Regions from separate parts of the Homo sapiens genome. Here regions 2 and 3 are each linked to region 1. The links are chromatin loops, found by intact Hi-C in ENCODE. Cell type or tissue: PC-3. All regions are shown on one strand. Links, peaks and the distances in the headings refer to the core of each region. The heading gives the core; the rest is flanking DNA. Region 1 overlaps RHAG (Rh associated glycoprotein). Region 2 overlaps MMUT (methylmalonyl-CoA mutase). Region 3 overlaps GLYATL3 (glycine-N-acyltransferase like 3).

Region 1 (11,215 bases), core at 1-5,000:
TTCGGTAAAATTTACATATCTCACACCAAATAAAATACTGCCTGAGAACCAAACTACTTACATGTGTCTATTCAGAATATTAAAATGCAAATTAGGTTTTTGGTAAGCATAGAACAAGGGAAAGTTAATATTCTTAAGGGATGTTTTTGCAAATTATAGCAGCATAACTCTAGTAATGCTGTTAATTTTGTATAAATCAGTGTTTTCCAAGTTTATTTGATCACAGAACACTTGTTATCAAAAATATCTTTTAAGACCTTGTAAAAGATCTTGGCAAATTCCTATAAAATTAACAGGAAATTTACAAAAGAAGAAAATCAAATAAGTATATATAAAATACTCAACTTCACTCATAATCAAAGAAATGCAAATTAAAACAAGCTACCAGTTTTTCACTTATCAAAGCGATAAAGCATGAATGAATTAATAATAATAATAATACTGAATAATGGCTAAAGTAAAAAATTGGAATATAAATTGTACAATTTTCTATTTGGAAAAGTTCTTAAGAAGTATATAGACCGGACACGGTGGCTCAAGCCTGTAATCCTAGCACTTTGGGAGGCCGAGGCAGGTGGATCATCTGAGGTCAGGAGTTTGAGACCAGCCTGGCCAATATGGTGAAACCCCATCTCTACTAAAAACACAAAAAGTACCCGGCATGGTGGTGGGTGCCTATAATCCCAGCTACTTGCGAGGCTGAGTCAGGAGAATTGCTTGAACGCGGGGAGGAGACAGCAGTGAGCTGAGATCACCTCACTTCACTCTAGCCTGGCAACAGAGCGAGACTCCGTCTCAAAAAAAAGAGGTATATGTAGCCTTTTACTAATATTCTCATTTCTAGATAGGTTTTATATTAGGAAAATAATCAGACAAGTTCATAAGCATGTTCAGAGGAGATGTTCTCACAGCATTTTTAAAAATATGAAACACTGGAAGCAACCAATACTTTGCACAATTCAAACTATGGTCCAGATCTACACTGACTCACATAAACGGATCCCTAAAACATATTTAATGTGAAAATAAGTAATATAGTAAGATTGCATTTTAATAAAAATACATGTTTTTATTTTACATTTTTATTCTGATACAATCTGAGGGATATTAAACTTTTCTGCTTCTTTTTGTTATCTGCAGTTTCTAATGTTTTCACAATGATATGTTACTTGTGCAGTTTTTTTATATATTAAAATATGTAAACCCTTCAGATAAGGAGAAAAAAAAAGGAATCTGAGTTTAGTGCATCCTTTCCCTTGGATGATGAGACTGGAAGACCAAAAAAACTCTTATTTTCCAATTGTTTTATTCATTGGAGTCACTCATTCAGTCTTTCAACAACTCTTTATTGTCTGCTATGAGTAAGCTGCTGTGCTAAGAAGATCCCCACATTCCCAGGTCATTTGTCATTCATATAACACCTTTATGCACTTCAATGGCCTTTTATCACATTCTTTCATTCTCAAAATTACAAAGTATTTTTTACTAATTTCAGTTTAAGGCAATGACTTCTAAGATGACATATAGAGATATACTTGAATATCTTCAATGAGCTATCTCTACAATATATGCTGAAATTAGCTTTAGTAGCTCATGTTGTTTTATGTATTACTCTATCCTCTGTTCCTAGAAAAGAAACTGACAGAGAGTGGATACTCAATATTTATTAAATGAATCAGATCAGGTATCAATTTTTTGAGAGTGCTAAACCCTCCCTAAGGAAAGTCTTATTTCCAAAGTTTACATGAAAAGATGATTCTCTTCTTTAAGGTGTATCTCAGAATTTTCTAACACTGCTCAAGAGTTTCAAAGAAAATAAGAATATGAAAGAAAAATTGTAACAAATGCTTAATTTGCTGCTGTGTAATGTTACACTCTGGCCTGAAGATGGCAGTCATCCACACCCTCAGTGAGTGAGACTTTCTTTGGCTGAGATCCAGGAAAGACACTGATTCTTTTTTGTTTGCTTCCTTAGGTCTATGGCCATGCAGGCAGCTGCACTGGGTTCCTCTATCGGAACAGCAGTTGTTGGAGGTCTGATGACAGGTCAGCATAAAAAGTGAACACTTCCCTGTATCTTATGCTCTCAGATTATTTACAATAGATAATTAATGAGCAAGTCAATTGCTAAATTCAAAAATGTTCTAAACTTCTGGCAGTAAAGTAATTATGTCATTTAAAGGGGATGATTTTATAATAGTATATAAGCTACTATGCAAGTAGATTTTCCTCTTCAGCGTCACAACATGACTCATTTTCCCTCTACCGTCACAGGTTTAATTCTAAAGTTGCCTCTCTGGGGACAGCCATCTGACCAGAACTGCTATGATGATTCTGTTTATTGGAAGGTACTGTACAGTATTCTAAACAAGAATGTGAACGATGACTCCATTAGTGAAAGCTTTACACACTTCAAGCCTAGATATCTGTGTGCATAGGTGTGATGAAATTGAGTTAGCCTGGCATGGTAGGTAGCTCACACATGTAATCTCAGCACGTTGGGCGGCTGAGGCTGGAGGATTGTTTGATGCCAGGAGTTTGGGTCCAGCCTGGGCAACTCTCTACAAAAATTATAAATAATAAATTTAAAATTTTTCTTTCAATGGGATGTCAAGTGTAAAAGAAAAATAAATAAATGAAAAGAAACTGAATGAACTACCTATTTATAGAAAGAAATTGAGATGATGTGCCCAGCCAGATAAAATCAGAAGTTATGGTATTTTCTAAAGCAGAAGGAAAGAGAAAGAAAGACAGACAGAAAGACAGAAAGACAGAAAGAAAAGAATTTAGTTAGTAAATGTTGTTTCACTCCTCTGAGAGCCATAAAAAGCTATTCGTAAAAATAATATGAATTCTCAGAAATAGTGTGAGATTTTATACCATATATAGTCCACAGGTTTATTTGGTTAAAAACAAAAAACAAAAGAAATTTAACATAATTTTAAACTATGCTATACATAAAAGTAGTCAAAAGCAAGTGAAATATATAAGGTTGAAGAATTTGAGTGAGTACACATCAAGAGGTCCTATGAATAACGAAACATCAGCCTCTTTCTATCCTCCAGTTTCTCTTTACTCTATTGATACTTTTTCCCAAATTATTTCCCGCAAAGCTTGAGAGGGATAGATGTTTGGGTGTTTTCAGCAAAATTTCAGAGAGAATGAGTTTGGAAAAGCGGGAATGTAGTCAGGGTGGGTGAGATAAATGTTTTATTCTTTTATTTTTCTTCAACTCAAACAATTTTTATTCCCAGTTCTTTCCAAGCTTGAATAATAATTACCAAAAATATTTTTGTTTCAATACTAATTTCTGACAAGAACAGTGAAATAAACTATTAAGTGCCCTCAAACTTGTTTTTTTAAAGGTCCCTAAGACGAGATAACTTGACAATCAGTTCCATGGACATGGTGACCACAGCCAGCTGGAACCTGAAGTCTAAACACCATTCCTGCTCTCCAGCTTCCTTTCCCATTATCCAGAATCAAGTCCAAATAAACAAAAAGGGAGTAACCAAAGAGAGTATGGACCAGAGTGAATAGATCCTAAGTCCCAAATGGCCAGTGTAAAAATGTCCTTATGTCTGATGCTGTCTCTTGCTCTTCAATGATTAATTGAGGGGATGTTACTCATAAAACAGATAATCAAATAGATCTTCTCCAGGATTCCCAAAAAGCTTTTGGCAGTGAGTAAATACAGAGTAAACATGTCAGTTTCTTAATGTAGACACTATGTCTTCAATCCCAAAAATTATAAAACTGAAACCCATGAAGCAAGAATAGATGTGAGAAATCTATGTAAAAAAATAATTAAAGAAATGCATGTGTGTAAAGTAGTAATATGATGATTTTAGGTAGTGCTTTTTATTTTAAAAATAGTCTAGTTAGTAATGTTGTATCCTTGCATGAATATTATTCTTAATTCCTTTTGCATGTTGACTATTTGCAACGAGCTCAAATGCTATCTGATCAAAGTCTATTTTGCATAAAATGTCCAATAATTAAATATTGTTATAAAATAAAACATCAGTCTTTGACTCTCCTTTCTTTGGTAGTTGGAATTCATGTCAGTAACAAGCACACAGGTGCACACACACACACTTCATATTTAGTCCACACTCAATTTAAATATTTATCATGTATTTGCTATTTTTAAAAAATCAAGTTAATGTCTCATTATAGAATGTTGTAAAAAGTTAAATTTTAGAAAAGATAACTGACATCGTCAAAAAATCATTTTTAAGAAAATCAAATAACTTATTTTTTCTATCTGGAAGCTTTTAAAGATTTTTCTTCTAGCCTTGGAGTCCTGAAATGTTCCCAAGATGTATCTAGGTATCAACAAGGAAATCAGCCCTACCATAATTAACAGAACACCAGCTTCAGAATGAACTTAAAAATTATAACTAAGAGTGGATTATTTAATATTTTATTCCTTGAAAAAAATTATATAATTTATATTTTATTCATGTATATTACTTGACATAGTTGACTTCTTTTCTTTTATTTTATTTTATATATATAATTTTTATTATACTTTAAGTTCTAGGGTACATGTGCACAACGTGCAGGTTTGTTACATATGTACACATGTGACTTGTTGGTGTGCTGCACCCATTAACTCATCATTTACATTAGGTATATCTCCTAATGCTGTCCCTCCCCCCTCCCCCCACCACACAACAGGCCCCAGTGTGTGATGTTCCCCTTCCTGTGTCCAAGTGTTCTCATTGTTCAATTCCCACCTATGAGTGAGAACATGCGATGTTTGGTGTTTTGTCCTTGCGATAGTTTGCTGAGAATGATGGTTTCCAGCTTCATCCATGTCCCTACAAAGGACATGAACTCATCCTTTTTTATGGCTGCATAGTATTCCATGGTGTATATATGCCACATTTTCTTAATCCAGTCTATCATTGATGGACATTTGGGTTGGTTCCAAGTCTTTGCTATTGTGAATAGTGGTGCAATAAACATACATGTGCATGTGTCTTTATAGCAGCATGATTTACAATCCTTTGGCATATACCCAGTAATAGGATGGCTGGGTCAAATGGTATTTCTAGTTCTAGATCCCTGAGGAATCGCCACACTGTCTTCCACAATGGTTGAACTAGTTTACAGTCCCACCAACAGTGTAAAAGTGTTCCTATTTCTCCACATCCTCTCTAGCACCTGTTCTTTCCTGACTTTTTAATGATCACCATTCTAACTGGTGTGAGATGGCATCTCATTGTGGTTTTGATTTGCATTTCTCTGATGACCAGTGATGATGAGCATTTTTTCATGGGTCTGTTGGCTGCATAAATGTCTTCTTTTGAGAAGTGTCTGTTCATATCCTTTGCCCACTTGTTGATGGGGTTATTTGTTTTTTTCTTGTAAATTTGTTTAAGTTCTTTGTAGATTCTGGATATTAGCCCTTTGTCAGATGAGTAGATTGCAAAAATTTTCTCCCATTCTGTAGGTTGCCTGTTCATTCTGATGGTAGTTTCTTTTGCTGTGCAGGAGCTCTTTAGTTTAATTAGATCCCATTTGTCAATTTTGTCTTTTGTTGCCATTGCTTTTGGTGTTTTAGACATGAAGTCCTTGCCCATGCCTATGTCCTGAATGGTATTGCCTAGGTATTCTTCTGGGGTTTTTAAGGTTTTAGGTCTAACATTTAAGTCTTTAATCCATCTTGAATTAATTTTTGTGTAAGGTGTAAGGAAGGGATCCAGTTTCAGCTTTCTACATATGGCTAGCCAGTTTTCCCAGCACCATTTATTAAATAGGGAATCCTTTCCCCATTTCTTGCTTTTGTCAGGTTTGTCAAAGATCAGATGGTTGTAGATGTGTGGTATTATTTCTGAGGGCTCTGTTCTGTTCCGTTGGTCTATATCTCTGTTTTGGTACAAGTACCATGCTGTTTTGGTTACTATAGCCTTGTAGTATAGTTTGAAGTCAGGTAGTGTGATGCCTCCAGCTTTGTTCTTTTCGCTTAGGATTGACTTGGCAATGGGGGCTCTTTTTTGGTTCCATATGAACTTCAAAGTGTTTTTTTCGAGTTCTGTGAAGAAAGTCATTGGTAGCTTGATGGGGATGGCATTGAATCTAAAAATTACCTTGGGCAGCATGGGATTTTCACGATATTGATTATTCCTACCCATGAGCATGGAATGTTCTTCCATTTGTTTGTATCCTCTTTTATTTCGTTGAGCAGTGGTTTGTAGTTCTCCTTGAAGAGGTCCTTCACATCCCTTGTAAGTTGGATTCCTAGGTATTTTATTCTCTCTGTAGCAATTGTGAATGGGAGTTCACTCATGATTTGGCTCTCTGTTTGTCTGTTATTGGTGTATAAGAATGCTTTTGATTTTTGCACATTGATTTTGTATCCTGAGACTTTGCTGAAGTTGCTTATCAGCTTAAGGAGATTTTGGGCTGAGACAATGGGGTTTTCTAGATATACAATCATGTCATCTGCAAACAGGGACAATTTGACTTCCTCTTTTCCTAATTGAATACCCTTTATTTCTTTCTCCTGCCTGATTGACCTGGCCAGAACTTCCAACACTATTTTGAATAGGAGTGGTGAGAGAGGGCATCCCTGTCTTGTGCCACTTTTCAGAGGGAATGCTTCCAGTTTTTGTCCATTCAGTATGATATTGGCTGTGGGTATGTCATAAATAGCTCCTATTATTTTGAGATATGTCCCATCAATACCTAATTTATTGAAAGTTTTTAGCATGAAGGGCTGTTGAATTTTGTCAAAGGCCTTTTCTGCATCTAGTGAGATAATCATGTGGTTTTTGTCGTTGGTTCTGTTTATATGCTGGATTACATTCATTGATTTGCATATGTTGAACCAGCCTTGCATCCCAGGGATGAAGCCCACTTAATCATGGTGGATAAGCTTTTTGATATGCTGCTGGACTGGATTTGCCAGTATTTTATTGAGGATTTTTGCATCGATGTTCATCAGGGATATTGGTCTAAAATTCTCTTTTTTTGTTGTGTCTCTGCCAGGCTTTGGTATCAGGTTGATGCTAGCCTCATAAAATGAGTTAGGGAGGATTCCCTCTTTTTCTATTGATTGGAATAGTTTCAGGAGGAATGGTACCAGTTCCTCCTTGTACCTCTGGTAGAATTCGGCTGTGAATCCATCTGGTCCTGGACTTTTTTTGGTTGGTAAGCTATTAATTATTGCCTCAATTTCAGAGCCTGTTATTGGTCTATTCAGAGATTCAACTTCTTCCTGGTGTAGTCTGGGGATGGTGTATGTGTCCAGGAATTTATCCATTTCTTCTAGATTTCCTATTTTATTTGTGTAGAGGTGTTTATAGTATTCCCTGATGGTAGTTTGTATTTCTGTGGGATTGGTGGTGATATCCCCTTTATCATTTTTTGTTGCATCTATTTGATTCTTCTCTCTTTTCTTCTTTATTAGTCTTGCTAGCGGTCTATCAATTTTGTTGATCTTGTCGAAAAACAAGCTCCTGGATTCATTGATTTTTTGAAGGATTTTTCGTGTCTCATCTCCTTCAGTTCTGCTCTGATCTTAGTTATTTCTTGCCTTCTGCTAACTTTTGAATGTGTTTGCTCTTGCTTCTCTGGTTCTTTTAATTGTGATGTTAGGGTGTCAATTTTAGATCTTTCCTGCTTTCTCTTGTGGGCATTTAGTGCTATAAATTTCCCTCTACATACTGCTTTAAATGTGTCCCAGAGATTCTGGTATGTTGTGTCTTTGTTCTCATTGGTTTCAAAGAACATCTTTATTTCTGCCTTCATTTTCTTATGTACCCAGTAGTCATGCAGGAGCAGGTTGTTCAGTTTCCATGTATTTGTGCAATTTTGAGTGAGTTTCTTAATCCTGAGTTCTAGTTTGATTGCACTGTGGTCTGAGAGACAGTTTGTTTTGATTTCTGTTCTTTTACATTTGCTGAGGAGTGCTTTACTTCCAACTATGTTGTCAATTTTGGAATAGGTGTGGTGTGGTGCTGAGAAGAATGTATATTCTGTTGATTTGGGGTGGAGAGTTCTGTAGATGTCTATTAGGTCCACTTGGTGTGGAGCTGAGTTCAATTCCTGGATATCCTTGTTAACTTTCTGTCTCGTTGATCTGTCTAATGTTGACAGTGGGGTGTTAAAGTCTCCCATTATTAATGTGTGGGAGTCTAAGTCTCTTTGTAGGTCTCTACAATCTGGGTGCTCCTGTATTGGGTGCATATATATGTAGGATAGTTAGGTCTTCTTGTTGAATTAATCTCTTTACCATTATGTAATGGCCTTCTTTGTCTCTCTTGATCTTTGTTGGGTTGAAGTCTGTTTTATCAGAGACTAGGATTGCAACCCCTGCCTTTTTTTGTTTTCCATTTGCTTTGTAGATCTTTCTTCATCCCTTTATTTTGAGCCTATCTGTGTCTCTGCACATGAGTTGGGTTTCCTGAATACAGCACACTGATGGGTATTGACTCTTTATCCAATTTGCCAGTCTGTGTCTTTTAATTGGAGCATTTAACCCACTTACATTTAAGGTTAATATTGTTATGTGTGAATTTGATCCTGTCATTATGATGTTAGCTGGTTATTTTCTCATTAGTTGCTGCAGTTTCTTCCTAGCATCGATGGTCTTTACAATTTGGTATGGTTTTGCAGTGGCTTGTACCAGTTGTTCTTTTCCATGTTTAGTGCTTCCTTCAGGAGCTCTTTTAGGGCAGGCCTGGTGGTGACAAAATCTCCCAGCGTTTGTTTGTCTGTAAAGGATTTTATTTCTCTTTCACTTATGAGGCTTAGTTTGGCTGGATATGAAATTCTGGGTTGAAAATTCTTTTCTTTAAGAATGTTGAATATTGGCCCGCACTCTCTTCTGGCAGTTTCTGCCAAGAGATCTGCTGTTAGTCTGATGGTCTTCCCTTTGTGGGTAACCCAGCCTTTCTCTCTGGCTGCCCTTAACGTTTTTTCCTTCATTTCAACTTTGGTGAATCTGACAAGTATGTGTCTTGGAGTTGCTCTTTTCGAGGAGTATCTTTGTGGAGTTCTCTGTATTTCCCGAATTTGAATGTTGGCCTGCCTTGCTAGGTTGGGGAAGTTCTCCTGGATAATATCCTGCAGAGTGTTTTCCAACTTGGTTCCATTCTCCTCGTCACTTTCAGGTACACCAATCAGACGTACATTTGGTCTTTTCACAAAGTCCCATATTTCTTGGAGGCTTTGTTCATTTCTTTTTACTCTTTTTTCTCTAAACTTCTCTTCTCACTTCATTTCATTCATTTGATCTTCAATCACTGATACCCTTTCTTCCAGGTGATCGAATCGGCTACTGAAGCCTGTGCATTCGTCACATAGTTCTCGTGCCATGGTTTTCAGCTCCATCAGGTCCTTTAAGGACTTCTCTGTGTTGGTTATTATAGTTAGCCATTCGTCTAATCTTTTTTCAAGGTTTTTAGTTTCTTTGCGATGGGTTCAAACTTCCTCCTTTAGCTCAGAGAAGTTTGATCATCTGAAGCCTTCTCTCAACTCGTCAAAGTTATTCTCCATCCAGCTTTGTTCTGTTGCTGGTGAGGAACTGCGTTCCTTTGGAGGAGGAGAGGCACTCTGATTTATAGAATTTTCTGTTTTTCTGTTCTGTTTTTTCCCCATCTTTGTGGTTTTATCTACCTTTGGTCTTTGATGATGGTGACATACAGATGGGGTTTTGGTGTGGATGTCCTTTCTGTTTGTTAGTTTTCCTTCTAACAGTCAGGACTTTCAGCTGCAGGTCTGTTGGAGTTTGCTGAAGATCCACTCCAGACCCTGTTTTCCTGGGTATCAGCAGCAGAGGCTGCAGAACAGTGAATACTGCTGAACAGCAAATGTTGCTGCCTGATCATTCCTCTGGAAGTTTTGTCCCAGAGGGGTACCCGGCCGTGTGGGTGTCAGTCTGCCCCTACTGGGGAGTGCCTCCCCGTTAGGCTACTTGGGGGTCAGGGACCCACTTCAGGAGGCAGTCTGTCCCTTATCAGATCTCAAACTCCATTCTGGGAGAACCACTACTCTTTTCAAAACTATCAGGCAGGGACATTTAAGTCTGCAGAGGTTTCTGCTGCCTTTTGTTCAGCTATGACCTGCCCCCAGAGGTGGAGTCTACAGAGGGAGGCAGGCCTCCTTGAGCTGCAGTGGGCTCCTCCCAGTTCGAGCTTCCTGGCCACTTTGTTTACCTACTCAAGCCTCAGCAATGGTGGGTGCCCCTCCCCCAGCCTCCCTACCTCCTTGCAGTTCAATCTCCTACTGCTGTGCTAGCAATGAGCGAGGCTCCATGGGCATGGGACCCTCTGAGCCAGGTGCACAATATAATCTCCTGGTGTGCCATTTGCTAAGACCATTGGAAAAGCACAGTATTAGGGTGGGAGTGACCTGATTTTCCAGGTGCCGTCTGACACAGCTTTGCTTGGCTAGGAAACAGAAATCCCTGACGCTTTGCACTTCCCGGGTGAGGCGATGTCTCACCCTGCTTCAGCTCACACTTGGTGCACTGCACCCAGTGTCCTGCACCCACTGTCGAACAAGCCCCAGTGAGATGAACCCGGTACCTCAGTTGGAAATGCAGAAATCACCCGTCTTCTGCATTGCTCGTGCTGGGAGCTGTAGACTGGAGCTGTTCCTATTCGGCCATCTTGGAACTGCCCCCTAGTTGACTTCTTTTAAACACACGTCAGAACTTCTTTCAAATAGGTGTTCTGGAGTGTGCTCATTTATAAAGTCCACTCTTCTCTCCCTTCTGATCCTTAAAAAGAATCATTTTCATTACCAGGGTAATGAGACCCCCTCCCCTCCCTGCTGATCATAAAGCAAATCTTGGAGGGTCTTGGGTATACTCAGGAATATAAGTAAGTCTATCATTTTGATGTGCCAGGGAACTGGCTCATGATCATCATCACTCCCTGGCTTGTAAACACTCTCTCCTGCCTTCCTGCAAGGCAGTTCTTGTAAGTAATAAAGCCTTATTTTTCAAATTCTGAGATAGTGGTCTTCTTTTCACAGTAGAATAATATGTTTTTTATCTATCTTGCCTGGAATTTAGTGAAGCATTTTAATTGTAATACTTGAGTCTTCTGTTCAGTTACATTTTTTTCTACTATTTAGTAACTTTGTCTTCTTCAACTGTTAATTTTTTCTTTTTCTGGCACTCTTGTTATTCATATGGAAAGTCTGCTCGGTCTCTTATCCAAGATCTTCCCGATCTTTATTTCATTGGTTCCATTCA
Region 2 (6,668 bases), core at 714-5,713, 150 kb after region 1:
AACATTTGTTTCACAACAGTTTCTTAATAATGTTGTATGAAAAATATGGGAAAACTTAAATGTAGTTTATGAAATATTTAAATTTGGAAGTCGAAAGTCATTCGGTGGTTCAATCAGTACAGCAATCACTTGCTAAGCTTTGCTGTGCCAAACACTAGCCTATATGCTGACAATACAACATGTAGAAAACATAGCTTCTGCCTTTAGTGTTTATAGACTACTGAAATGCTCCTTTGTACCAGGGATTTGTGTACTTACTGTGACAGCAGTTCCCAAAGTGTGGTCTAAGAACAGTTGGGCATTGCTAAGACTCTTTCTGGGGTATTTGAGATCAAAACTGTTTTTATGCTTATGTTAGAGCTTTATTTGCCTTTTTCACTTTCATTTTCTCAAGAATTTATAGTGATGTTTTTCAGAAGCTACACGATATGTGATACTGCAACAGATTGCAGAAACAGATATGAGACTCCAGCTGTTTTCTCTTAAGCCATACATTGAAGAGATTTGCAAAAATGTAAAACAATGATGCTTTTATTATATATATATATATTTTTTTAAGAAGCATACTTATTTTTCATAAGAAATGTTACTAATGTTAACATGTTGTGGGTTTATTTTGATTTGATTTGATGATTATTGAGATAGGATCTTGCTCTGTTGCACATGCTGGAGTGCAATGGCATGATCACTGCTCATTGCAGCCTCAGCCTGCCAGGCTTAAGGGTTCCTCCCACCTCAGGCTCCCAAGTAGCTGTGACTACAGGTGTGTGCCACCATACCTGGCTAAGTTTTAAGTTTTCCTGTAGAGATGGGGTTTCCCTGTGTTGCCTAGCTGGTATCAAACTCCTGGGCTCAAGCTATCCTCCTGCCTTGGCCTCCTAAAGTGCTGAGATTCTAGGCAGTAGCCTCTGTGCCCTTCCTTATTGTTACTTTTGAATGAACTAGTAAATAAAATATTGATAGATATTATACAAATAAAGAAATAAATTCTTTGGAATTTTCAGTAAGTTTTAAGAGTAGAAAGGGAACCTGAGATCAAAATATTTGAAAACTGCTGTGTTAAGAACTTCTTTCAAGGCTGGGTGTGGTGGCTCATGCCTGTAATCCCAGTGCTTCGGGTGACCGAGGCGGACAGATCACATGAGGCCAGGAATTCAAGACCAGTCTGGCCAACATGGCGAAACCCAGTCTCTATTAAAAATACAAAAATTAGCTGGGCATGGTGGTGCTTGTCTGTAATTCCAGCTACTTGGGAGGGTGAGGCACAAGAATCGCTTGAACCTGGGAAGTGGAGGTTGCAGTGACCCGACATTGCTTCATTGCACTCCAGCCTGTGCAATAGAACAAGACTCTGTCTCAAAAAAAGAACTTCCAAAAATGTGTCAGAAGTAGATTTGCAAGCTTTGTGCCTTTAGAGACAGGCAAGTAACCTAAATGTTTAAATCAGCACAGAATATAAGATAAAAGGGAGAGGTGAAGGGCACAAATTGGAGAAGTATATGCCTAGACCAATGCACAATCATTCTTTTACAAAACACTTTTCTGGCTAAACAAAGCAAATTTGCTGTTTTATTTCATTCATAGGTGACTCCTGTCTTACATATTGAGTATTCCTAAAATATACATTTTTTAAATAAATTGAATCTTTATTTAATGAAGGGCATAGGAAGAGATTCTTTCATTAAGAAAACCAATTACAAAGTGAATAATTCTTACCTGAAGCAAAATTTCTTCCATATGCATAAAACTGTAATTTTATGTTAGGTTTAAAGTTACATAAATGTACGTGCACTGATCTTAATTCAAATTAAGTTCTTCGAAATTAAAATATAGACCTTGATTTTCTAGTGTGTGATACAATTAGTTTTATTTTCTGCTCTATATTGTTAACTTTAATTAAATTCTGGACCTAACGTTACTATTTTAGGTTGTCTTTCTTCTGGGGAATTGGAATGAATTTCTATATGGAAATAGCAAAGATGAGAGCTGGTAGAAGACTCTGGGCTCACTTAATAGAGAAAATGTTTCAGCCTAAAAACTCAAAATCTCTTCTTCTAAGAGCACACTGTCAGACATCTGGATGGTCACTTACTGAGCAGGTATGTATATAATTTAAAATGTAGAATTTTAATAAAGTTATATATATATATTTTTTCTGAGCAATGTGGCACAAGCAGGAAATAGAATTAAGAAGCTATCTGTTAATATTTGAAATGATAAATATTCTGAAGCATAATGTATACTTAGGTTTGTAATTATACATAATATAATAAATAAATAAATAAAAATTGTCTCCCTCTGGTGGTTAACAATATAAAATCACTTACATCCTAGCTTCCCTGTAGTGCTGAAACACTTGTAAAAGTAAACAAGGCTGGGCGAGTTGGCTCACACCAGTAATTCCAACATTTTGGGAGGCCGAGGCACCCAGCCTGGCCAACCTGGCAAAAACCTACCTCTACTAAAAATACAAAATTAGTTGGGCGTGGTGGTGCATGCCTATAATCCCAGCTACTTGGGAAGCTGACGTAGGAGAATCACTTGAACCTGGGAATCGGAGGTTGCAGTGAGCCAAGATGACGCCACTGCACTCCAGCCTGGGCAACAAGAGCACAACTACGTCTAAAAAAAAAAAAAAAAAAAACAAAGAAAGAAAGAAAACAGAATTTGATGATGAGAAGGAAGCAAAAGTCATAAGTTAGTACTCTCATATAATTGTAAGAGTTATAATTCTTAACATAAAACTGCCTATTTAAAATTAATTATATATACATACATATTTTATGTGTTAAAGTTATGTATTTAAGCAAGCATGCAAGCAGACTGTTTAAAGACTGTTTTTACTTGGGTAATTTAATTTGTTCTCTTAAAAATTGTATAGTTATGGCCTTGTTTTTATACATGTTCTCTTTACATATGAAATTATTTTGGTACATTTAAAAATAATTTATATGTGCAAAGTTACATTGCTTTTATACATTTAAATGTTGAATAATAACTATTATACTCTGTATGAAATAAAACTTCAGGTTCTTATAAATGGAGAAATAGACCTGGCACAGTGGCTCACGCCTGTAAATCCCAGCACTTTGGGAGGCCAAGGCGGGCAGATCACAAGGTCAGGAGATCAAGATCATCCTGGCTAACATGGTGAAACCCCGTCTCTACTAAAAATACAAAAAAATTAGCCAGGTGTGTTGGCAGGCACCTATAGTCCCAGCTACTCAGGAGGCTGAGGCAAGAGATTGGAGTGAACCCGGGAGGCAGAGCTTACAGTGAGCCGAGATTGCGCCACTGCACTCCAGCCTGGGCAACAGAGCGAGACTCCGTCTCAAAATAAATAAATAAATAAAATAAAAATAAATAAATAAATACATGGAGAAATAAGAGATTTTTAGGGTTGGAAGGAACTTTAATAATCATTTTTATTTTAACCTGCTTATTTTTTCAGCTAAAGAAACTGAAGTTCAGAGAGATCCAATGACTTGCCCAAATCACAATTAGGCATGCAATAAACTAGAACTCAAATTTCTGATATCTCAGTTCATTGTTCATCTATTTTATTAACATTTATTCAGTGCCTGTTTTGTACACATCATTGTGGTAGATACTGTGAGGTAGACAAAATAATCAGCAAAGAGTGAATTATGAAATGAAGGACTATATAATCTTAAGTAGAAAAAGAATGCATTGTTGATATACTTATAGAAAAGTATTTAGGCAATATAAAAGTAAGCACAACAATATCTGATATTTCAGAGGATTATAAGAGGCACTAAACACTGAACTCTGACTCTTCTAATTTTGGCTTCTAAACTAATTTGTCTGAATTTATTTGCTATTCTGAAGCTTAATATGGAAATTGACATAGAAAATATGCAGCAGTTGCTGTTTAATCATGTTGCTGTTTATAGTTGCAATATCTATCACCTGTTTCTTTGAGTTTTTGTTTTTTATCAAATATTTTAGGATCCCTACAATAATATTGTCCGTACTGCAATAGAAGCAATGGCAGCAGTATTTGGAGGGACTCAGTCTTTGCACACAAATTCTTTTGATGAAGCTTTGGGTTTGCCAACTGTGAAAAGTGCTCGAATTGCCAGGAACACACAAATCATCATTCAAGAAGAATCTGGGATTCCCAAAGTGGCTGATCCTTGGGGAGGTTCTTACATGATGGAATGTCTCACAAATGATGTTTATGATGCTGCTTTAAAGGTAAGTTTTTCCACTTTGCAACTTTGTTTTCAGAATTTACAGATTTGTAAAGATTTATAGATTTTAAAACTTACAAGTCAAGATTTATAGATTTTAAATTTATAAATCAAATCACTTACAGATTTATATAATAATTTAAACGATGTTTGCAAAAAAAATTCAGATTTGATTTTATAGTTTTCAAAACAATCCATTTAAAAATACATTTCTATTAAAGTATTTTATTAAAAGAATTAAAAAGACAGCTAGTATTAAAAAGCTCATACAAAGAACAGCAGTTTTTGATCATCCACTTGTTTTTTCCTGCTTCCTGGAGTAAGATACATACTTCTTTGCTTATTTTTGTTTTTATCTGCATAGTTTAAAATCACATGTATACTATTTCTTGTAATTTTATCAACTGTAGACATTACACATGAGACCTTAGACACTATCTATTGCTTTCCTAGTAGGGTAGTTTAGATTTTGGCTGATTCATACCCCTACTTTTCCTCCTCCCTTACTACCAATATAATTATATCTCAATGTAATCTTTTCTGAATTCTTCTAATGTTCTCATTTGACTTAAATTGTTTTTTCTCTATTTCTGCTCACTATTGCTGTTCTTTGACTCCTCTTTGCCATTATAGTAGGAATATATTTTCATTTCTCCTCTGTTTAATTCTGAATCTTGAATCCCATGTCTATCTCTTGGTTATTTGGAAGTACATCTCATAGAAACCTGCTAAAAATGGTGCATGGGAGATAAATTATTTGAAACTTTTCCTGTTTGGGAATGTCTTTATTCTATTTTTATAATTGATTAATAGCCTGACTAAGCTTGACATTATTTCCATTCAGGAAATTCATAAGCAAGTTTATAAGCATTGATCTGTTTTTTATTCTAGATTTTTATTCTGGCTTTCAATATTTCTGATCAGAAATTTGATGCCATTCTCATTCAGGATCTTTCTTTCTGAAAGTATTGGGACCTCTTCTTTATTTTTTGTATTGATGTATAACTTGGTGTATTTTTTCCTACATGGTACTGAACCTTTATTGGGTCTTTTTCATCTCACCTTTTTTTAAAAAATATTTTTATAGCTCTAGGAAATTTTCTTGTATTATTTCTTTGACAGTATTTTTCTTGTCATTTTCATATGGGTTCTCTTTCTAGAACTCCTAGTCATAAGCTACGGACCTCCTTAAATAATATCCTGATGTGCTGATGTTCTTATCTTTTTTTTTTTTTTTTTTAAGACAGAGTCTTACTCTGTCACCAGGCTGGAGTGCAGTGGCGTGATCTCGGCTTACTGCAACTTTTGACTCCCTAGTTCAAGCGATTCTCCTGTCTCAGCCTCCCGAGTAGCTGGGATTACAGGCACACACCACCACACCCGGATAATTTTTGTATTTTTAATGGAGACGGGGGTTCACCGTGTTGGTCAGGCTGGTCTCAAACTCCTGACCTCGTGATCCACTCACCTTGGCCTCCCAAAGAGCTGGGATTACAGGCATGAGCCACTGCTCCCTGCCTGCTCTTATCTTTTCTATAGTATATCTGTTTGCCTTTTTTTTCTGTGTTCTTAAAGATTTGTCAACTTTATATTTCTACTTATTTTTACATTCATGTATTATATTTTTGATTCGTAGAGCTCATTTTTGTTTTCTAATTTCCCCCTTATAATTAATGTCATCTTCATTTGTTTCATTAGTACAGAATCCATTTATATTCTGAATTCATGATATTTTCTGAAGTTTTCTTTTACATCCTGTATTGTCTCCATTTTCTCTCTGTGCTTTTTGTTTTTAGTCTTTAGTCAGAGTACAGGCTTTTATTTCAGTAAGACATCTTACCCTTACTTCTGTCTGTATTTGGTATTTGATAGTTCATTGTGTCTCGAGTTCATTTTCTGTAGACAGTAAACTTTGGTTCTCCTGACAGAATGAGAGAGGGGTGGTTGCAGACTCTCAAATTGTCTTCTTCTTTTTAGCTTCTCATTTTACACTTACGTAGAATCCAATATAGATTCTTCTTTCTTGAATTCATCAGGGAAAAGCAGGTTGACCTTGATCCTTTCTGCTAAGTCATATATCATTCCACTGTCTGTTTTCTGCCTTCATATATGAAGCTATGATTGAAGGTTTAAATGTTTCCTGATTTCATTAAAGATGAGGTTACATTGTTTCTCTGCAGCTCAAATCAAAAGTAAATTGCATTTTAAAATATATTTTTCTTACAGACTTTATGTAATTATGAAAACTTTATGTACCTAAAAATAAAGATTAGAGAATTGATGTTGCTTTAATTTTCTCCCAAGACTTAAGAGGTTTTGTGTTTTTTGGAATATACTTGTTAGTTGTCTTTTCAAGTAACTATAAACACACAAATTCTAATTAATGACTTTGATGTTTATTTAATTCTGTTCTTATGAAACATTAACATTTAGTTTATAATTTTATTAATATTA
Region 3 (11,215 bases), core at 3,528-8,527, 74 kb after region 1:
ATTTCAGTCTTTTGTACATATTAATCTGCTACTTTTTATCAATAGCTTTAGTTTGGCTCAAACATAACAATAGTTCAAATAATGATATAATAAATAGTTCTATAACATTGATCTGGATTCATTAATTATTAATATTTTATCATTAAAATACTTTATTTCACATCTCTCCCCATCTCCCACCCTCCCTTACACATACAACCATGTATACATCCCTTCACTAAGAACAATTTGAAATTATTACAGATGCCACGTTTACCATTAAATACTCAAGGATGAATTAAAAAAATAAATTTCTATGTAACCACTACCATATTATACGTAAGAAAGTTAACACTAATCCAATAATATCATTTAATATGGAGTCCATATTTAATTTTTTACAGTGGTCCCCAAAAAGTGTATTTTAGATTTTATTCTCCTGCAGGTTTATAAATTACAGTTGGTTAAGAATCCTTAGTTCCCTATAATCTAGAATGAAGGAAGCATTCAATTTTTTATGACATTGACTATTTTTATGAGTTCAGGCCAATTGTCTAATAGAATGTTCCACCTTTTGAATTTTTCTGATTAGATTCTGCTTAAACACTTTAGACAAGAATTCTACATAGGCAACATATGGCACTTCTCATTGCATCATATCAGAAGACTCACGGTATTAGGTTGTTCTACCACTACTAATGCTAATTTGAATACTTAAGATGATAATTACTAGATATCCCATTATAAAGGTACATTTTACCCTTTGCAATTAATAAATAACCTGTGAGATTAGAGTTTGACACTATGTTATCCTGTTTCCCAATAGCCACTCATGCACTGACTTAACCATCCATTGATAATCCTTTCCTGAATCAATTATTAAACTGAGTTCTTTGAAATGGGAATTTTCTAATTTTGTCATTCCTTCTTCATTTCTTAGTAGATATTCTTCTATAAAGAAGAGCTGTTGGGCCCGGTGCTGTGGCTCACGCCTATAATCCCAGCACTTTGAGAGGCCAAGGTGAGCAGATGGCTTGAGCCTAGGAGTTTGAGACCAGCCTGGGCAACATGGAGAAACCCCATCTGTACTAAAAATACAGAAGTTAACCAGGGAGTAGTGGCAGTGCCTATACTCTCAGCTACTTTGGAGGTTCAGATGGGAGGATCACTTGAGCCTGGGAGGTTGAGGCTGCCATGAGCTGTGATTGTGTCCTTGCACTCCAGCCCCAGCGACAGAGCAAAAACCCGTCTCCAAATTATAAAAGAAAAGAAGTTTTTTGCTTGCTACCTATCCTACCCCTGCTTTTATATCATTGTGGACATAAGTATTTTTTAAAAATCAGTCTGTTATTCATTGCCATTGTTGTTATTTTTGATGCTCAAATTATACTAAATTTGGCAAGTTAGAGTTCTGTTACACCAGTTTTGTTTACTTTTGACAAGATCACATTTAGTCCACACACTTCATTACTTTCTTTCTTTACTTTTTTTTCTTTTTCTTTCTTTCTTTTTTTTTTTTTTTTTTTTTTTTTTGAGACACAGTCTCCCTCTATCACTCAGGCTGGAGTGCGGTGATGCGATCACAGCTCACTGCAACCTCTGCCTCCCGGGTTCAAGTGATTCTCCTGCCTCAGCCTCCTGAGTAGTTGGGATTACAGACGTGTGCCACCATGCCCAACTAATTTTTGTATTTTTAGTAGAGACGGAGTTTCATCATGTTGGCTTGTCTGGTCTCGAAGGCATGACCTCAGGTCATCCACGTGCCTCAGCCTTCCAAAGTGTTAGGATTACAGGCTTGAGCCACTGCGCCCCGGCCCCCACTTTGTTACTTTCTTGCCCAAGATGATCTTTCCTTGCCAGGGACCTAGAAGTAGACTTTTTATCAAAAGTCTTACTCCTCCTAACATGTATTAGAAACAAAGATCTGGATACTAGGAATGGTCATTGTTTCTCAGGAGTAGTTGTAGGTCTTTTCAGTGGGTAGAACTAGGGAGTAGATATTATTTTTATTTTTTTGTTTTTCTGTTTTAATTTTTTTTAGAGACAGAGTCCCACTATGTTGCCCAGGTGGGTCTCAAACTCCTGGGCTCAAGCAATCATTCCTCCTTGGCCTCCTAAAGTGCTGGGATTACAGGCGTGAGCCACTGCACCCAGCCTGATATTATTTTTAATCACAGGTTTATACCTTGTTCAAAACTATGTAAAAGGGATATATTCAAGGGAGTGTGTCCTTAGTCCAATCTCCACTATTTATAGGTCATTTTTTGTTAAAAGTTTCTGATTTAATTTTTTTGAGTTGCTATTTGCAAAATAAGTAGAGATCTATGTTGATGTACGTGTTTCTTATTCTTGTGCACCTAGGTTTTTTTCATACTTAAAAATATCATGGAGAATAGTGCTCCATTGTGTGCACGTATCATAATCTATTCAACTAGATTATTAACCTTGGGAATTTAGGTTGTTTCCAAAAGTTGCAACTACAAATAATATATCAGCATGAATTACTTTGTGCAAACATTTGTTTTATATTCACGGGGGAAATCTCAGGGTAAATTCCTAGACATTGAATTGCTTGAGTAAATGCATACGTACTTTATTAGCTATTACTAAATTCCCCTCACTGGAAATGTAATACTTTATGTGCTCAGTACCAATGTATATATAGGCCAATTTTCCACAATTCGTCAGTATTTAATTTTCAAGATTTTTGACTGTGGCCATCTGATAGATTAGAAATCGTATCTCATTATAGTTTAAATAGCATTTTTCTGTTGAGTGAATTTAAGCATCTTTTCATATGATTAGCAGCCACTTTGTTTATATTTTTCTGTGAATTAACTATGTCACTTGCCCATTTTTCTGTTCGGTTTTAAATATTTTTCATCTCTCAATTTTTGGGACTGTTTACATGTTGTAGAAAATAGCGCTTTATCTCTGACATAAGTTGCTAATTGTTGCTCTTAGTTTGTCATTTGTATTGTTGCTGTAGCTATGCTGTTTTGCAATTGAACAATTACATACATGCACCATACATTTCTACTCAATGTACTGAGCTTAATTTTTTTCTTTTATTGCTTCTAAATTTGTTTTGGTTTGTAGTTTTTGTTATAACCTAGATATTATAACCTCATATCTAGGTTATAATAAAACAAACCCATGTTTTCTTTTAGTAAATGTGTGACTTCTTTTTTAAAGTATTTGTTTATTTATTTTTTATTTTTATTTTTATTTTAGACAAGGTCTTGCTCTGTTGCCCAGGCTGGAGTGCAGTGGCACAATCACAGATCACTGCAGCTTCTCCCTTCCAGGCTCAAGCAATCTTCTTGCCTCAGCCCCCCGAGTAGCTAGGACTACAGGCACACACCACCATACCTGGCTAATTTTTTAAAACAATTTTTTTTTGTAGAGACTAGAGTCTAACTATGTTGCCCAGGTTGGTCTTGAACTCCTGAGCTTAGGCAATCCTCCTGCCTCAGCTTCTCAAAATGCTGGGATTGCAGGTATGAGCCACCTTGCACTTTTAAATTATTTTATACCTTGGATTAATTTGGAATTCATTGTGGTATAGAGTGTGAGTTATGGATCCAATTTTATTTTACTTTTTTCAAATTACTGTACAGTTGTCTCATTATCATTTATTTAAAATAGCATTTTTACCCAGGTGATTTGAGATTACACTTTTATCTTTCTCTAAACTTTCCTAGCTATTTGTTGTTATTTCTGAACTTTTTTTCTGTCTTACTGTTCTGCATAATCATGTACCATTCTACATTGTTTAAAATTATAGAAGGTTTATAGTGTATTTTAATACTGGTGAGGTTAACCTATTCTTTTATCTTGCTGTTTCAGACTTTGTATTGCTACTCTTACCTATTTATTTTACATGTGAACTCTAGAATAAACTTATCTAGCCCCAGAAAGTCAAAAATTAAAAAAACTTGTATTTTCCCCATACAATTGACATATAATAAAGATAAACATAATGTTGAGTGTCCTATTCAAAAGAAGATATTTCCACAAATAATAGAACACTTTAAAAGAAACATCATTTTTCTACTTTTACCAATAAAACCAGCAAGTAAGGCAAAGTAGAACCGCTTCAGTATAAGACCTTGGATATCTTTTAATAAATAGGTAAGAACTAATTATGATGAACTCATTTGTGACTTGAACACATATGTTAATACTTAAGTCATTGCTATTAAAAAGGCTCATGTCTCTTATTTATAAATATTGCTTGGAAAACTTCTTAATAGTTAATAAATAAAATTAGACCAGTTCACATCACAAACCAAAATACATTTCTTATGTATTTAATTAAACACAAAACTTCAAACCACTAAATTTACATATAATAATGAAAAGCAAAAAAAATCAAACAATTAGATTTTTAGAACAAGACTTAAGTCACTGAATCTTGAGTGGAATACAATTTTTAGCATAATCATTAAAAAAAGAGGCAGGGGGCAATGGCTCATGACTGTAATCCCAGCACTTTGGGAGGCTGAGGTGGGCGGATCATGAGCTCAGGAGTTCCAGACCATCCTGGCCAACATGGTGAAACCCTGTCTCTACTAAAAATACAAAATTAGCCGGGCATGGTGGCACATGCCTGTAATTCCAGCTACTCGGGAGGCTGAGGCAGGAGAATCCGGGAGGCGGAGGTTGCAGTGAGCTGAAATCGTGCTACTGCACTCCAGCCTGGCGCCAGAGCAAGACTCTGTTTCAAAAAAAAAAAAAAAAAAAAAAAAAGAGGAAAAGAAAGAAAAATTGATATGGGGATCCAAAAGTGGGGAGAATGTGAGGAGGGATAATGTTGAAAATTTACCTATTAGATAAAATGTTCACTATTTGGGTTTTGGGTACATTGGAAGCTCAATCCTCCCCAGTATGCAATATACCCATGTAACAAACAAGCATATGTAGCTCCTGAATCTAAAATAAAATAAGAAAAATCTGTATGAACTAACATGAAAAGATACTCAAGCTATATTGTTGAGTTGAAAACTAAGTTGCAAAGCAATATACGATGTGATTCCACTTTATAAGTGACAAAGTATATTTATGTGTTTTTATTATGTAATATGCACACACAAACACATATGGAGAGAATTCTGGATGGATATATAAACTATTAACAATTGTTATTCTTGGAAAGTAGCAGGCATGAGAGATGAGAGACTAGAAACTCACTGTATACTTTATATGTATGTAGTTATATACTGTTCAATTTCAATTTTTGTAATAAAGATTTATTTCATGACATTTTAAAATAACTTTTTAAATTTTAAAATAAAGCAATGTAAAAATAAAAGTAAAAGATTGATAGAATAGAAATGTCAAATATTTAAAAGATTTAAAAGCATCATATCTAATATTCTATTACATGAATATTAGTCTATTACATGAATAAAAGTCTGAAATTTTTGCAGCAAATAACAAAGGGCCTTATATTCTCAATAGGTAAACAGTCTCTTGTAGTTAATGGTTTAAAAATACAGCAAGAATCTAGCAGGTATACAGAAATAATTTGTATCATTGCAAAAGAGTATTAAAAATGATGACAATAATCTTGCTAAAAATCGAAGACCCATAAATTCCAGTAAACATAAGTGCTCCCCTCCCAATCAAATTAGCAAGATCTTGTTATCCATCACTTACAATGTAAAACAATTGCTTGGCCAGGTGTGGTGGCTCACGCCTGTAATCCCAGCACTTTGGGAGGCCAAGGCGAGTGGATCACGAGGTCAGGAGATCGAGACTATCCTGACCAACATGGTGAAACCCCGTCTTTACTAAAACTACAAAAATCAGCTGGGTGTGGTGGTCCATGCCTGTAATCCCAGCTACTTGGGAGGCTGAGGCAGGAGAATTGCTTGAACCCGGGAGGTGGAGATTGCAGTGAGCCAAGATCGCGCCACTGTACTCCAGCCTGGCGACAGAGCGAGATTCTGCCTTAAAAAAGAAACAAACCAACAACAACAACAACAAAAAAAAAAAAAAAAAAGAAAAGAAAGAAAAAGAAAAAAGAACTACTCAGCTCTGGGACAGTGAGGTCAAATGGGATAGGTTGGCACAATCATTTGAAACAAATGTTACACATTATATGTTTAGATTTAAAAATGTTCATATCCTTTGATATAGTAGTTAAGCTTATAGGAATCTGCTGAAAGGAAATAGTTCAAAATGCGGCAAAAATTCTAATGAAATGTTTAGAAACAATTCAAGTGCGCCCTCTATTGGGAAATAATCTAGAAGTAAAATCTGACATCTAGTGTTCACTGCAATAACTACATAGTATTAACTGAATGTCTCATAGTCCTATCATAAGCAATGTCTTGTAACAAACAGTGTTTAAAACCTAAAGCATATTTTGCCTTGGAAACACATACACCTGTTGGTGGAAGGGAAAATTGCACATAAATTAGTAAGAGGAAAATTCAGACATTAGCTATGCGTTTTGTAATTTTTTAAGTCACTAGAGCAAGATTAAGAAGTGAACAAGTTGTCTCAAGGAAAAAATTTCCTCAAGTGGTGAACAAAATTGGGACAGTCCTGGGAACACATATGACACTAGAACTACTGAGGTGGGAGGGGGTAAGGAAAAAAGGAGACACTAGGAATGACTATCTTCCTTCTTTTATTCCATCCTTCAGGGCCAAGATCAGAAAAAGCAAAGTGTTATTAATGATTAGGTTTTATTGTTGGAGCTTGGATTGAGAACCCTGGGCTATGAGAAGCTTAGGAAATGTTAACTAGCCACACTGATGTAGAAAAAAAAATATGTATTTTATGTTTCTACTATCTTCATTTTCCCCACTGAAACAAATAATTTTAATCCAACCATTTCAGGCAAGAAGGAAGAAATAATATTTGTACTCCATGTTTTGTTACTCCATCTGCTACCTTTTACTTTCATTGTCATTTTTTCCTTGCCCCTAGTATTTATTGAGGTTAGAAAAAGGATACAAAATTTGAGGTGTATCAAGGACAGCTTAAGGAAATTTAATATATATTTATCTCATGTTCTTTCTGAAAATTCAAATCACTGAACAAAACTTAGTGACTAAAAAAATGCAAAATTAACAGAATCAAATCTTGTATTATTAAATGAGATTCTATTTTAGAGGCTGTATAAATGTTCCCCACAATTGCACTTCCCTCTCTTGCTCCCAAAGTTTGAGCAGTTGAATTTTCAGTTATTCCCCTCTATGTCTCTTCAGTGATTCTTAGGCAGACTGAATACTCATTCTTGCTAAAATATACAGATGCTTACAAAACCTAGTCAAGATTTATCCCAAACAGAGAAACACACGTCTCAGGAAGCTGAGCATGTTGCCTGTACTGACTCCCTTTATCATTATATCTAACCATAGCCACACCATAAAATACGTGCCACCATTTACCAACTTTTACCTTTAATAAAACCTATTAAACTGTCTTCAAAACTATTTACCTACATACTTGCCCCCTCTTTACCTTCACAGTTGAATTTCAAATGGATTACACATATTTTCTGTAATTGTTTTTGCATTTAGTGTTATTATGTACATCTTTTCTGTATCACCAAACCTAGTTTTCTAGTACTCCATAAAATTTCATCGAATGCTTGTACTATATTTAACCAGTGAATTACTTAAAATATTTAGGTTTTTTCACCTTTACACACAATGCTGTAATAAACATCCTTTTATACAAATCTTTGCATACTTTTATATTATACCAATATAAATTTTAAAAAGTGGGATTTTTATGTAATGGAAATATGCATTTTTTTTCCAGATTTCAGGCCTGTTTTTTATTAACGAATATTCCTTATTGCAGTACAACTTGCATACAGAAAAGTAGATATATCATAATTATATAGCTTGATAATCATATGCTCTAGGCCCTGACTCACAGGGGGCGAGGAGGAGGTGGTTAGTCATGCAGATTTGCCTATGGAAAGACTGAGCCCAGCAGGGAAGGGCCTGGCTAAGTCAGGGCTGGAGGGAACATACTTGTGTTACCAAGTGGAACACAGCTGTGTAACAAAGTGTTACAAAGTGAACACACCTTTGTAACCCACCCAAGTCAAGAATCAGAATATTACTGGAAATCCAGAAGCCATTTCATGTCCAGTTTTACTTACTATCCTTCTGAAGGGTAATTACTTCCTGACTTCTACAGATATAGATTCATTTTGCCTGGTTTTAAACTTTATAGAAACAGGATTATGCAATATGCAGTTTCTGGCTTCTTTTTGGTACATATGTTTAAAATATTTGAGAGTGAAATATGGAATGAAGATGTTTCATTCCTAATGTATTCTTGACCTCTCAGCATAATTTGACACCATTGACCATCCCTCCATTTTTAAATTTTTCTTCTTTCTCTTCCATGGGAGTCATCTCCTGGCTTTCCTCCTATCTTCTGGCTGCTCCTTCTCCTATTCCAGAGCCTTTCTTTTCCCTTGCCTTAAATAGTTGATGCATTTAAGGTTCAGTCCTAGACAACCTCAGCTAAATTCATGGCTTCTGTTATCATCTATATCAGTTATCTGTTATCTATATCTATATTTATATCTATATCTATATCTATATCTATATCTATATCTATATCTATATCTATATCTGTTATCATCTAAGTCAATACATCTATCCCAAATAAATTCTCTGAGATTTAGACTCAAATATCCAACTTGGTCCCATCACTTGCATGTTTCAAAACTCAACATCCCAAAACTGAACAAACAATTTTCCCTGCTACAAATTGCTCCAGATCTGAGATTTTTCCAGGGTTTCTGATCTCAGTGAAAACTATCACCAGCTGTGGCTTTCACAACGTAGAAGCCCAGTAGTCATCCTTGACATTTCTCTCTCAGCATACCCTACAGCCACTAAATTATTAAGTTCTGACAACTCTTCCTTTTAAATAGTTTAAGTAACTGTTCACTTTTCACCATTATCATTGCTAGCATTCAGATCCAAGCTACCACCACCTTTTGCTTAGCTTATAGCCTCCCAACTAATTTCCAAACAGATTAATGCGCTGCTTAAGGCTTTTTTTTTGGTTTTTATATTACATTGAAGAATTTCCTTGAATTAACAAATAAAACCTATGTTAATCAAGCCTCTTCCTACTTCTTTTTGTTGAGACACAGTCTGGCTCTGTTGCCCAGGCTGGAGTGCAGTGGCGCTATCTTGGCTCACTGCAACCTCTGCTTCCTGGATTCAAGTGATTCTCATGCCTCAGCCACCCAAGCAGCTGGGCTTACAGGCATGTGCCACCATGCCCAGCTAATTTTTGTATTTTTAATAGAGATGGGTTTTTGCCATGTTGGCCAGGATGTTCTCTAACTCCTGGTCTCAAGTGATCCATCTGCCTTGGCCTTCCAAAGTGCTGGAATTACAGGTGTGAGCCCCCACGCCTGGCCCCGTTTCTACTTCTTGAGTTTTTCTCTTCTCCTTGTCCTCTCCTTACTCCAGACTTTCTCTGCACATGCCTTAAAAGGGTCAGAAACAGTGTTAAAAGTTGAGCAATTATATCCAACATAGTTAGCTGGAAGATGAAAGTAAGAAAATAGTATAAGAGCAATTTGGTAGGAACAAAAATCTTTCAAATATGGGGTCTGTTTTGGAGGTGCGGGTGAAGGTAGAAAATTCAGAATGTAACGAGATAAGGGAATAATTATTTACAAACTGTTCCAAGCTGCTTAAGAGGCCAATTAGCATAATGACTAGTAGTATAGGCTTTGCAATCCAACAAACCCATGTTCTGATCATGATTTGGCCACTTAGAGCCTGCATGACTTTGGTGACTCATAACACCTCTAAGCAAGAATTCCCACAACAAAGCAATACCTTATCCCTCACCAGGATTAAGTTATATACATCTCATATTTGGTACAATTATTAGCACATAGTTAAACGTTAAATGTCAGGCAAATTATCATTAGGAAGAAAATAAGGCTATAATAATATTGCTATATATCAAGCAGGATTAACTCATGCTTAAGCGATGCTAAACATAATTAGCGTCCTTAGGGCATATTCTCCTAAGAGGTTTATGGACTCTGGTTACTTGGTGCTTTCCCCTCTGGATCCAAGGCTAGATAAGTTTCCAGGTAACTGTGGGCTCAGGATGAACTAAGCATATATTTACTCTTACTGAGTCCTATTTTTTTAATTAAAATGTGTTTTACTTCAGCCAGTTTGCTTCCTTTTCTCAGAATGAATGCCTGAAAGTTGGATTTTCCCTTATCTTTGTAGTCAGAATTTTGTGACCTCCTTGGGGATAAGAAACCAATATTTTCTATATAGCTAAGTCAACATTATCAAGACAAGGCAAATCTAACTATTGTGTTAGTGCCTGCTTTTATTATAAATAGAGAACAGAGCTGGTGATGCTTATCTCTTTCTTTACTGACCTTGAAAGGTATACATACACAAGCAATCAGAACCCAAATTAAGAAATAATGACAAGAATAAGAGAAAACTAAAATTAATATTTTAATTATGTAAGCATTTTAATTTTCATTATAAAAAAGGATACATGATTTAGTGAAAATAACAGATTGGAATTAAAATGGCAGCATTCTGGCTTTGCCTCCAGTACTGATTATAAAGAATATAATCTTGAAAAAGTCATTTATTTTCTCTGGTCCTCAAATTTTTCATATGTAATCAAAGGGTTAAAATTTATTATCTTATCAAAATTCTATGAGTATATACCTATACATATAAAAGAAATGAAGAGAATGTATATATATGTGTATGCATATATGTTATATATTCATTTGCATACCCCCAAACACCCCTATATATAAATCTTAGTTTTATATGGGAAAGTAGACTATAAATAAGGGGGCTGAAATAGGTTATAGGTAAAGTCTAGTTCTATGGTGACAGCATTTGTTTATAGCATCAAAATGCCCATATTGTCATTCATCCAAGGCAAATAAGCAGTGGGAAGCTGTTAGAAATGCAAATTTTGGGCCCTACCTCGTAGAAGGAGAGGCCTAGTGATGTGTGTTGCAACCTGCCCTCTGGGTGATTCTGATAAACACTAAAATGTAAGAACCACTATATTTGAACATTCCCAGGGCAGTGAACTATAGGCTAGAGTCCTAGGCAGAAGTAAAGAGCAAGTAATTAAAGGGGAAAAAGGAGGTTACTCTACAGAGAACTTGGTGGCAGAGGTGTTAGGAACAGAGGTTGATGAGACATAGCAGTGGGGACAGGGGAATATGATGGCA

The links. Hi-C counts contacts between places; a loop is a spot of excess contacts. Peaks named below come from ENCODE experiments on the same cell type or tissue, not always from the same donor. Only the 100,000 strongest peaks of a DNase experiment are listed, where the experiment ranks them.
Region 2: it touches region 1 in a loop (9-fold over the local background); 13 of 110 quality-filtered maps call a loop at or near these places.
Region 3: a loop joins it to region 1, with 10 times the contacts of the local background. A loop is called at or near these places in 73 of 110 quality-filtered maps.

Annotation. Positions count from the first base shown.
Region 1 is chr6:49,597,981-49,609,195 of GRCh38, reverse strand. RHAG (Rh associated glycoprotein) reads left to right here. Exons shown (of 10, transcript NM_000324.3): 8 at 1,976-2,046; 9 at 2,275-2,348; 10 at 3,366-4,021. The coding sequence ends at 3,383. Among named protein-coding and RNA genes, the nearest start is that of RHAG, 33 kb to the left of the region's middle. RefSeq lists a silencer at 10,754-10,954. In PC-3, for the core only: CTCF peaks have their summits at 1,668 and 1,877 (motif pointing right); a DNase peak (open chromatin) is centred at 1,925; H3K4me3 peaks cover 540 bases; H3K27ac peaks cover 308 bases.
Region 2 is chr6:49,449,016-49,455,683 of GRCh38, reverse strand. MMUT (methylmalonyl-CoA mutase) reads left to right here. Exons shown (of 13, transcript NM_000255.4): 5 at 1,928-2,099; 6 at 3,970-4,218. Among named protein-coding and RNA genes, the nearest start is that of MMUT, 11 kb to the left of the region's middle. In PC-3, for the core only: no CTCF peak of the experiment used is centred there; no DNase peak of the experiment used is centred there.
Region 3 is chr6:49,527,320-49,538,534 of GRCh38, reverse strand. It overlaps GLYATL3 (glycine-N-acyltransferase like 3), which reads right to left. Exons shown (of 6, transcript NM_001010904.2): 6 at 10,457-11,215. Among named protein-coding and RNA genes, the nearest start is that of C6orf141, 18 kb to the left of the region's middle. In PC-3, for the core only: a CTCF peak has its summit at 6,254 (motif pointing left); DNase peaks (open chromatin) are centred at 6,294 and 7,924; H3K4me3 peaks cover 794 bases; H3K27ac peaks cover 376 bases.